2 separate regions of the Homo sapiens genome follow, and region 2 is linked to region 1. Evidence: chromatin loops called from intact Hi-C (ENCODE). Cell type or tissue: heart left ventricle. All regions are shown on one strand. Each heading gives the region's core, and the rest is flanking DNA. Links, peaks and the distances in the headings are about the cores only.

What was found. Peaks named below come from ENCODE experiments on the same cell type or tissue, not always from the same donor. Only the 100,000 strongest peaks of a DNase experiment are listed, where the experiment ranks them.
Region 2: a loop joins it to region 1, with 2.3 times the contacts of the local background. A loop is called at or near these places in 3 of 110 quality-filtered maps.

Annotation. Positions count from the first base shown.
Region 1 is chr1:18,947,085-18,952,449 of GRCh38, reverse strand. The region is part of intron 1 of IFFO2 (intermediate filament family orphan 2); the gene reads left to right. Among named protein-coding and RNA genes, the nearest start is that of IFFO2, 6.9 kb to the left of the region's middle. RefSeq lists enhancers at 69-398, 419-468, 669-808, 839-968, 2,099-2,228 and 1 more. In heart left ventricle, for the core only: a CTCF peak has its summit at 2,214; DNase peaks (open chromatin) are centred at 876, 1,650 and 3,199; H3K4me3 peaks cover 2,291 bases; H3K27ac peaks cover 3,521 bases.
Region 2 is chr1:19,051,962-19,057,326 of GRCh38, reverse strand. No RefSeq gene overlaps it. Among named protein-coding and RNA genes, the nearest start is that of IFFO2, 98 kb to the right of the region's middle. In heart left ventricle, for the core only: no CTCF peak of the experiment used is centred there; no DNase peak of the experiment used is centred there; H3K27me3 peaks cover 2,962 bases.

The DNA of each region.
Region 1 (5,365 bases), core at 101-5,100:
AATTTAAAACGTCAACTGTATACCACCGAGCATCATCTCATGTGCCATCAGTGGTCCACAAACTGTGCTTTGGAAACACCAACCCAAACCAGAGCCCCTGGCCTGGGGTGCCTGGGTCCTGGCCCCAGTCACCACTGCTTTGGTTTTCCCTTGGCCCAACCAGGTCTTTACCACGTGGGAAATGTGGTCGCTGAAGCCGCAATGAGGACGAGGTTGTCAAGCGTTGATTTGGAAACCAAAACAAACATCTCTACTCTGTCACCACCCAGGGCCACTAAAATATCTTGTTCTGACTTTGCAAGCTGGGGGCTTTTCCCTGGAGTTTCCCACTGAGTTTATCTGAACTCAACAGTGGAGAGTTCCCTGAGTTGGCATCCAGGAGACCTGGACTTTAGGTCCAGCTCTGCCACTAGGTGCTGTGTGACCTCTGGCCAACCGCTGCCCTCTCTGGGCCTCAGCTCCTCCACCTTTACATGCAGGAGTTCCTGTGGGTGATCTCTCTCAGCTTGCTCTCTACTTTAGGTCAGTGACTCCAAGAGGCCCGTGTTGTGGCTGATCTTTCTGCCTCTGGAGACCACACTGTGTTCGCTGAAGCCTTTCTCTGTTCTGGGCTTCCCCTTCCCTCTCCTATCTCTGCCCCAGATAACTAGGGTCCAGGCTCCAGGCATAGGCAGCGCTGGCCATCCCATCCCCAGGCTTAACCGGTTCAACCGTTTCCCCTGTCTTCATTGGCTCCAAGGAAGGATGCAGGAAATCTTTAAGGCTGTCAAGAAAAAGGTCCCTCCAGCCTGGCAGCTGTCACAAAGTTGCCATGGACTGGTAGGGGAAGTTGCCCTGGGCTGGTAGAGGAAGTTGCCCGGCGCTAGTAGTGCTGGCCTAGCTGCCTATCAGACAGGGCGACTCTTTTGGGGGCCTGGTGTCCCTGTCCAGAAGCCTGTCCAGCCATCCTGGCCCCCTCAGGCCTAGTGTGATTTGCAGCTGGCTGGCCTGGTTCCCTCCCGTGCGAGTGGCTGACTGTATGCGCCCCCCAGTTGAAGTCAGCCTGGAGGCTAGGTTTCTTTTTTTCCTGGTGCCTGGGGTGATTGGAGGGTGGTTTGGGAGCCTGGAGAGACCACTGTGATCATTCAGCCTGGTGGCTTTCAGGTGGGCTTTTTAGAGCCCTGGAGTCCATAGCAGGGCGCCTTGGGAGACTCGGGGGACAGTGGGAGGCTGAGTACCTGAGATTTGACCCATGTTGCCCACCATAGCTCCATGCCTCTCTGACTCCCAGACTGTCCAAAAAGTATTCCATTTTAAAAAGGGTTCTGCTGTTTTAAAAAGAAAGAAACCGCTGATTCAGCTGAGTACTTTCATTTTAAAGGTGGGGAAACCAAGGCCCAGAGGGGGGCTGGCCCTCAGTGCTGAGCTGGACAGACCTTCCATCTGCCGTGCAGAGCTGGCCTCCCCGCCTCGACATGATGCCCGCATCATCCGCCAGCAGTCGAGGCTTTGTTATGTTCTTTCCACCTTTTTGTATGTCTGTTTTAAACATTTTTTTAAAAAGCCACTTTCTGGGATGGGAGGGACTTTTGTCACAGCTATTTCTGACTGTGAGCCGGAAGGGGCTGGGCTGTCGGCTGGAATGGAGGACTCCAAAAAGGGATGGTGGGTGGGTCAGCTGGAGTGTCCCCCGCCCATTCCCGTCACACCCCAGGGGGGCCCTCAAGCAGGTGGGTGCTGGCCCCTGAATGTCCCGAAGCCCGAAGGCTGCCCTGGAATAGAAAGCTGAGGGCTTTGTTCCCTGCCACTCCCATTGACACTTTCGTTATTTCTGAAGCTGGCACCGATACGGATTCTTTATTTCTGATTTTCCAGTGAGGCAGCCTTCGATGGTGGAAAAGGGTTTTGCATCCTGGCTCTGCCACTGTCTGTGTGAACATGGGCAAGTGGCTTGGCCTCTCTGAGCTGCCCGTGGAGCTCCCCGCTTCGTCCTCTGTAAAAGAGGGATCATCTTGTTGCTCTCCCAGGGATTGAGAAGGAACAAATGAGGTCTGGTGTTAAGGTACCTGGGGCTTGGCAGATTTTGGGCATACCTACCTCCACCCCAGCCCAGCCCCCTTCCCCTGGCAAAGTCTGTTCCTTTAATTTACAAGGATTTCTCAGCATGGCCCTGACTGCCTAACAAGTCCATTTCAGGGCATGTCGCCGCTCTCTCTGTCCCATGGAGGCGCCAGAGATGGTGTTGGGGGTGGAGGGAGAACGGCTGCTTCTTTGTCCGGCATCTAAGAAGGCTGTTTGACCTACTCTTAGCAGTTGATTTGTGCCTCCGGAAATCTCTCGCCATCCCCCAGCCCTTTCTCCCAACTTCCTTTAAGAGAAACACACAAACCCCTCCATCTAGCGCCTCGGGTCCCTTGAGAACTATATTACAGAATCCCTTGGCTGGGTTGGCATTCTCACTGGGGACAAATTTGGGAGCGATTCTCAGAGCCTCAAGCTAGAGGGAGGGGAATGAGGTCCCAGAAAAGAAAAGGAAGCAGGGAGACAGCTGACGCTGAAGATTCCTTCTCAGAGGAATGCGAGGCGGGGCTTTGCCTTGGCAAACGAGACCGGATGCGGGTCCCCGGGTCCCCCTTCCCCCCACGTGTATGCACACTCACACTCACACACATGTACGTGCACACACACACATTCACATACACATGCAGATGCACACACCAGACTCTCCGTTCAGTCCTGTGGCCCACGTCCCCACACATGACCGTGTTTGAAGGACACAGAAGGGTAGACCCGGAATTTGAACACGCCCTTTGCTGCAACGAGATGCGTTGCCTTCCAGGAGAATTGATTTAAACTGTGCCATGTGTCAGTGACACCGGAGGCTGTGGGCTTTGCATTTGCAGTCCTGGCTTTTGATCGCATTGAGAGGTGAAGGCCGGCTGGCATTCCATTTATTTCCTATGTCGCGGATGGCTGAAGGCCCGGGACGGGAAGGAGGCAGCCCTGTCATGTCCCTGTGCTCAGGATTAGGGATGTGTTGCTTTTTCCTGACTTTCTGCTGTCAGGCGGTCCTAAGCACCCACCACCTCCCGATCACAGCCCCCCACACCCGGAGTTGTAACTACCTGGCATGTGTCTGCCCCTGCATCGACTGGAAGCTCTGTGGGGGCCGGCTCCAACTCTGGCTTCGTCTCCCACTGGCAGATCCCAGCCAGGACCTGGCCAAGGTCCATGCTGAGTAAATACTCATGCAGCAGGGAGGCCTCTGTGTCTGGCTGCTGTGAGCTAGTAGGCCTCCAGGAGGATGGGACAGAAGACGGACAACACAGACCACGTCCAGGGATTCGGCTGTTTGTGGAGGGGAGGGCCTGCACTTGGAATCAGAAGGCCTGGGCCAAAGTTCAAAGTTTGAATGAACCCCCAAGCCTGGCAGTGCAGGGTGCTGGGGCCCCAGGGCAGGAGTTAAAAGCCGAGTGAGCTTGGGCTAGTCACTGCCTCTCGAGCCTCAGTTTCTTCATCTGTAAAACAGGGATGCTAAGCTCTGTGTCCGGAGGTTGTGGAAGAAGTAGACAGGCTCGCCTAGCTACAGCACAGGGCGTGTAAACAGTCAAGTTCAGAATGATTTCACAGGGCAGAGAGTGGGTGCCCTACAGAGGCAGATCTGTGCTGGCCCTGTGGGGTGGGCAGAGGTTGAGAACCAAGCTGGAAACTGGGAGAGGGTGTCCCGTGCCCTTTGCTGGCAGCATCTGTGAGTTGCACAGCCCTTTGAGCATTGCCAGACTGTGAGGTGTTTAGAAAATTCCAGGCCAGATGGGAGACTGCTGAAGGTTTGTGATGTTGCCGCCGCCTGCCCACGAGGGGAGTGTCCTCCCACCCACACTGGGCACCGGGTGCTTGGCTTCCTGAGCAGGATGTGGTTTCTCATTCTAGACCTGGTACAAGAGAGGGTAGTTTTCACCCAACAGTAAACCTGGCAAATGGCAATGCCTGGTTCTCTGGAGGGTCCGTGGAGCCCAGGTCCTGGTCTGGGTTTGCCTGCGATGTGGTCTGAGCTTCACTATGCCCACGTGGGAATGGGGACAGTGGGAAGGTGGGCTTGCCCAGCAACCCTATGAAGACTACGTTCTCTCCGTAATGTAGCACAACTCTGTGCATGCCATTTAATCTCTTGCACCTCAGTTTGTCGCTCTGTACAATGGGGGTGTGGTTTCTTACGAGTTCTGCTTCCCAGGGTTGAGGTAAAAGTCAATTAAAACAGTGCAGTAGGAAAACATTTTGCAAAAGGATTTGAAAATAAATCAATATGGCTTAATGCTTCCGTTTATTGAGCACCTACTTTGTGCTAGGTGCAGTGATGACTTCTTTAAATATGTGATAATTATGGGAGCAGTCCCAAGCAGTGGGAAGTGATTATGCTCATTTTACAAATGAGAGGTTCAGAGAGGTGAAGACTTCTGTCCCAGATCTCGCCACGAGTCCGTCTGGGTCTCTGGACCCCAAGGTCAGTGCTCCTCCCAGGAGGTGGCCTTGTCCCATGCCCCTGGAGGTTGCCAAAGGCTGGCTCAGGGTGAGGAGGCAGGCAGGAGGCACGGGGTCTCCCCAGCACCTGTCACAATATTGCCATGGCGGGTGGCAGAATAGGAGGCGGCTGCTGCGCTGGGAAGACTCCCTGCTGTCACTTTACAGAAATTATTTCTTGAGAAGCAAATGAATCACTGGCAGTAGCAGGCAGATGAGGCTCCCGGGCCACTGTAGCAGGCCTGTCCAGGCCCCTGCTCTTTGGAGAAGGTCTCAATGGGGGCTGGCAGGGCTGGCAGGGGAGGAGTTGGGGAACAGGGAACACATATTATGACCCGTCTGGTGATTTCCACGCGGTCTCATTTAAACCCGGTGGTGGCACTGCAGGATGGAAACCGAGGCTCAGAGAGGAGAAGTAACTTGGAAGTCAGGCTCCAGATCCAACCTTTATCCTGTGCTGTACCCAGAAAGGGCCATGCCCATTGCAAGCCGCTTTCCTGCTGTGAGCCTCAGTTTTCATTTCTGTGAAATGTTGCCTAGCAAAGCTGGGGCAGGCTGTGGATCTCAGGCTCTCAATTAATGCTCCATTTATCTTGCCCGGCCCCTGAGTGTCCTCAGGGCACAGCCAGCCCGAGGTTCTCATCCACGGATCACCAGCAGCAGAGGGCCTCGGGCATTCTGGTGGCTGTTTGGGAGCTCGCCTCCGCCCTGGGCTGGAGTATCCCTAGCTTTTGCTTTCAGTCAGTGCTGTGAACTTTGCCAGGGAACAGGGAAGTTGTTACAATCGTTTGGTGCCTCTTGTTGGGGAAGATGAGACTGCTGGGTGTGGATGTCTGAGAAGCCAAAGTGGTGGTGGTTTCAGAACAGT
Region 2 (5,365 bases), core at 366-5,365, 100 kb before region 1:
AGCTTGACAGCTGGCCTCCCCCTGGTCATCGCTTGGTCACAACCCTCTCCAGTTTGAGTATAACGATCTCTTTCTCTCTCTCTCTTTTTTTTTTTTTGGAGACAGAGTCTCGCTCTCTCACCCAGGCTGGAGTGCAGTGGCTCAATCTTGGCTCACTGCAACCTCTGCCTCCCGGGTTCAAGCGATTCTCCTGCCTCAGCCCCCCTAGTAGCTGGGATTACAGGCACGTACCACCATGCCCAGCTAATTTTTGTATTTTTAGTAGAGATGGGGTTTCCTCATGTTGGCCAGGCTGGTCTCGAACTCCTGACCTCCGGTGATCCACCCGCCTTGGCCTCCCAAAGTGCTGGGATTACAGGCATGAGCCACTGCGCCCGGCCTCTCTCTCTTTTTGAGACAGGGTTTTGCTCTGTTGCCCGTAGGCTGGAGTGCAGTGGCATGATCAAGGCTCACTGCAGCCTCAACCTCCTGGGCTCAAGAGATCCTCCCGTCCCAGCCTCCCAAGTAGCTGAGACTACAGGCATGCGCCACCACACCTGGCTAATTTTTAAATTTTTTGTGGAGATGGGGTTACTATGTTGCCTAGGCGGGTCTCGAACTCCTGGGTTCAAGTAATCTTCCTGCCTCAGCCTTCCAGAGTGTACGCATGCACCACCAAGCCCAGCCTCTTTCTCTCTTTTTAATTTACCATTAAAAATCGTACATATTGATGGTGCGCAGCATGATATTTTGATTACATTGTGGAATGGTTCAATCAAGCTAATTATGCATTATCTCACAGGCTTATTTTTTTTTTTCTGGTTGAAAACACTTAAAATCTAATCTCTTAGAAATGTTCTTTCTTTTCTTTTTTTTTTTTTGTTTGGATGGCGGGGGAGAGGGTCTTGCTCTGTTGCCCAGGCTGGAGGGCAGTGGCACCATCACAGCTCACTATAGACTCAAGTGATCCTCCTGCCTCAGCCTCCTGAGTAGCTGGGACCGCAGGCACGTGCCACCATACACGGCTAACTTTTTTGATGTTTTTGTAGAGATGAGCTCTCACTTTGTTGCCCAGGCTGGTCTCAAACTCCTGGGTGCAAGCAATCCTCCTGCCTCAGCCTCCCGAGTGTCTTTTAGTAATTTTCAAGAAGACAATACATTGCTATTCACCAGAGTCACCATGTGATACGTGAGATCTTTTGACCTGGTTCCTCCTGTCTAACTGAAATTTTGTGTCCTTTGACCAACATCTCCCCAGCCCTCCACCCCCAGCCCATGACGACTACCGTTCTGCTCACTGCTTCTGTGAGTGCGACTTTTGTAGATTCTACATATAAGTGAGATCATGTGGTATTTGTCTCTCTGTGTCTGGCTTATTTTGCTTAACATAATGTCCTTCAGGTTCAGCCACGCTGTGGCTAATGACAGGATTTCCTTCTTTTTTTGAGGCTGAATAGTCTCCTGTTGTGAATGTGGCCCACATTTTCTTTATCCATTCTTTCATCTGCGGACACAGATTGATGCCGTCTCTCAGCTGTTGTGAACAGTGCTCATGAACATGGGGTGCAGCTGTCTCTTTGATACATCGATTTCATATCCTTTGGATATATACCCAGCAGTGGGATTGCTGGATCTTATGGTAGTTCTAATTGTGGCTTTTTGAGGAGTAATTATCCTTTAAGTATCAGATCCTGGTGACCTGAGATCCCCAAGGATAGAACAAAAAACTGTTTTCCTTGTAGCCCTGGTATTGAAGTAGATATAACCTTGAGGATTTTTCTCTCGGCAGCCTCACGGTTCGTTATATCTTTGACCTTTTGAGGACATGCACTTTAGGGAAACCGAGGCAGGTATCAACTCATTTCTGTCCCCAGCCCCATCTCCTGGTCCTGGGCTTATCCCTACCTGTTCACAATACCTTCCCAATGATCCTGGGCGGGGACCACATGACTGTCATGTCTGAAGATGCCCCAGTGCCCGACTAGTACCCTGTGGACAGCAGGTCTGCGCCGTCTGGTTGTTGAAAGAGGTTAGTGGAAGGGAGGAGGGAACGGCAGCGCTGAGGGGCTCCTGGGCTCCTCTCAATTTTCACATCCTGTTATTTCCTTAAACGGAAGCCCCTCCCAAGCCTCACCCCCGGAGCTGCTCAAGGTCCAGCCCTGGGGACATTGTCTCACTCGCTCCCCCAAGAGGGGCCACAGAGGTGCTTTTGCAGAATTCCCAGGCTCCCTGGAGAACAACATAGAAACCACTGATCCGAAACAACAGACGCCTTTTGCAGGTGGGGAAGCTGAGGCCCCAACATGGGGAGTAACGAGGGGAGCATGGTGAGCAGGTGTTGAGCTGGCCAGCGCCCCCAGGGACCTCTCCACAAGCCCCTCACCCTTCCAGGTGGTTCTCTGCCCCTTGGCTCACGTGTGCCCACCCTCCAGCAGAAGGCGCTTTGTGCATTGCCCCGCCTTTACCATGGCCACAGAGGGCTCTCAAAGCCAAGGTCCTGTCCCCAGTCGCCTCTCAGCTGCCCATGACTTGTCCTCTGTCCTGGGGGAGAGGGGCTGCGAACCTCAAGAATGCACTGGGGAGGGTGGGGGACCCTATAGTTTTCTGGGGTGGGCAGAGGCTTCAGAAACACCCAGCAGTCCCTCCTCATGGGCACTGGTCTGCTGCCTTGGGAGGCACCACATACCTGGCAGAGCCAAGACTCAGTTCCCCTTCTGTGGAATCTGGGGGGCACAAAGGCTGTTCCCACTGTGGGGAGTGGCGTCCCTGGCGGGGCCGGGTAAGGAGTTCTGTGCTGAGCTCAGCTCGGCTGACTCACTGCAGGTGCCTCTCCCCTGGACCAGTGGAGTTGCTCCAGCTGCAGAGCCCAGCTTCCCTGGGGCTCCCACGAGGCAGTGCTGTGTGGCTCAGGGGCCCGGTCCACGTGGTACACGTGTGGGGCTAATGAGGGTGCCTGCCTTCCTTCCCGGCCAGCCCCGCCTGCCATGAGTCCTGAGAAGAGCTGCAAATGCTGGGCTTGGGGAGCCGCCCTTACCCTCGGGCGGGCCCTGGCACCAGTTCCTGCTGACCTTGGGGGTCTTGTCCTATGCTGGGGCTGGGTGTCTCTCGTGAGACTCGGATGGGCTGAGCCCACCTGTTTGAGAGAGGATGTCTGACCTGGGTGCTAATGGGACACTGGGACAGTGAAACAAATGAGTTAACCCCCCACAACGCAGACTCACCCCCTAGTTTGCTGGTCCCAGTTAAAGGGGAGGGTGGCCGGGCTTCTAGGAGGAGAGGGTGTGGGCACCAAACTGCCCCCCGCAGGATGTCTGCTTCAGACTGTGAGTGCTGAAGGGCAGGGAAGGAACCACCTGGTCCCACATGGTCCAGAGCCACACACCTGAGCGTCCTTAGGAGAGGTTCAGGGGAGATAGGAGCCTTTCAGAGCTAAGCCATCCCCCAAAGAGGGAAGCAGAGGGTGCGGGGTGGCAGAAGGGGTGTGTGAAGGGTGGAGCCTGGCTCGGTCTGTCTTGGATGAGCTTTCAGCTCTGACTCCAGGGGCTGTATGATATGGACTTGGATGAAGTCTCTTCCCCACTGTGAGCCTCTGTTTCACTGACTGTAAAGTGTGTTTACTCATCTGGCCCTGGGAGGACTGTTGTGAGGACCCAGCACCTCTACCAAGGGCTTTGCAAACTGTAGAGCGCTGTGAACATGACAAGCTGTTTTTATCACCTGCCATAGGCGGGTGGATCCCTCCCAATTCCTGAGTTCCCCATCAGGGAGGCACGAGGGCCCTGCTGAGGCCAGGAGCCGGCAGGAGGGCTGGGGGCTGGTCTGCAGCCCTGCGGAAGGAAGATCTAGAGGCGGGGGTGCCTTCCTTCACCCTCAAGGGGAATCAGTCCAGGCTGAGGCTGAGAACTCCCTTGATTCCCTTGATGTTCCTGCTGGGAAAAAATCACTTGGCAGACAAAATGGGCTCATTCTCAGTTTTAGAGAACATGGCGATCAAGAGCTTAGGGCAGCCGGGCTCAGTGGCTCATACCCGTAATCTCAGCACTTTGGGAGGCTGAGGCGGGTGGACCATTTGAGGTCAGGAGTTCGAGACCAGCCTGGCCAACACAGCGAAACCCATCTCTACTAAAAATACAAAAAATTAGCTGGGCATGATGATGTGTGCCTATAATCCCAGCTACTCAGGAGGCTGAGGCAGGAGAATCGCTTAAATTGCGGAGGTTGCAGTGAGCTGAGATTACACCACTGCACTCCAGCATGGGCAACAGAGTGAGACTCCATAAAAAAAAAAAAAAAAAAAAGCTCAGGGTGTGGAGCAGACACACCTGGGTTTGCATCTTAGCTTTGCCATTTGGTAGCTCTGGCGAGGATCATGTCTGAGTGGGGACAGTGGCTGGTCGGGGGGTCAGGGCCTGAGCTGGGGAGAAGGTCACCCATGGAGGGGTTAGAAAGGTGTCCACATAGGTGGGGGAGTGGCCCACAGAGGATGCCTGAGCTCTGGCAACGAATGGAAGGTGACCCGGTGGGGAGGAGGTCTGGCGTGGAGGGCCAAGCCCGAGTTGAGGGTGTCCCTGCACGTGTGTGTGTGTATGGAGAAGGGGCTATTGAGGGAATTGGTAAATTAAATACGTGAAGCATAAAGGAAGCTGGAATGTCACATCAGAGCCGCTGGAATGTCACATCAGAGCCGCTGGAATGTCACATCAGAGCCGCTGGAATGTCACATTGGAGCTGCTGGAATGTCACATCAGAGCTGCTGGAATGTCACATCAGAGCCGGAGTTACACATATGGAGAGGGAGAAAACGCAAAGGAGCCCCGTGCTGTTGGACTGGAATTTGAAATATCAGTGTGAACTCAGGGTTTTCTTTTTCTTTCTTTCTTTTTTTTTTTTTTTGAGATGGAATCTCACTCTGTCACCCAGGCTGGAGTGCAATGGCGCAATCTCGGCTCTCTGCAACCTCTGCCTCCTGGGTTCCAGCGATTCTCCTACCTCAGCCTCCTGAGTAGCTGGGACTACAGGCGCACGCCACCACGCCTGGCTAATTTTTGTATTTTTAGTAGAGACGGGGTTTCACCATGTTGGTCGGGTTGGTCTTGAGCTCCTGACCTTGTGATCCGCTCACCTTGGCCACCCAAAGTGCTGGGATTACAGGCATGAGCCACCGCACCTGGCCAGGGTTTTCAATATAAGAGAGCAATAAATACAAACATATACACATGCAAATGTGTATATTAGATATTTACTATACATATACACATATGTGAGTGTGTGTGGACATATGTACAGTCTATATGTACAGTTGACCCTTGAATGATGTGGGGGTTAGGGGTCCCCATGGCCTTGTCTACTGAGAGGGACTGGAAGCAGCAACTCCCCAGTAGCAGTG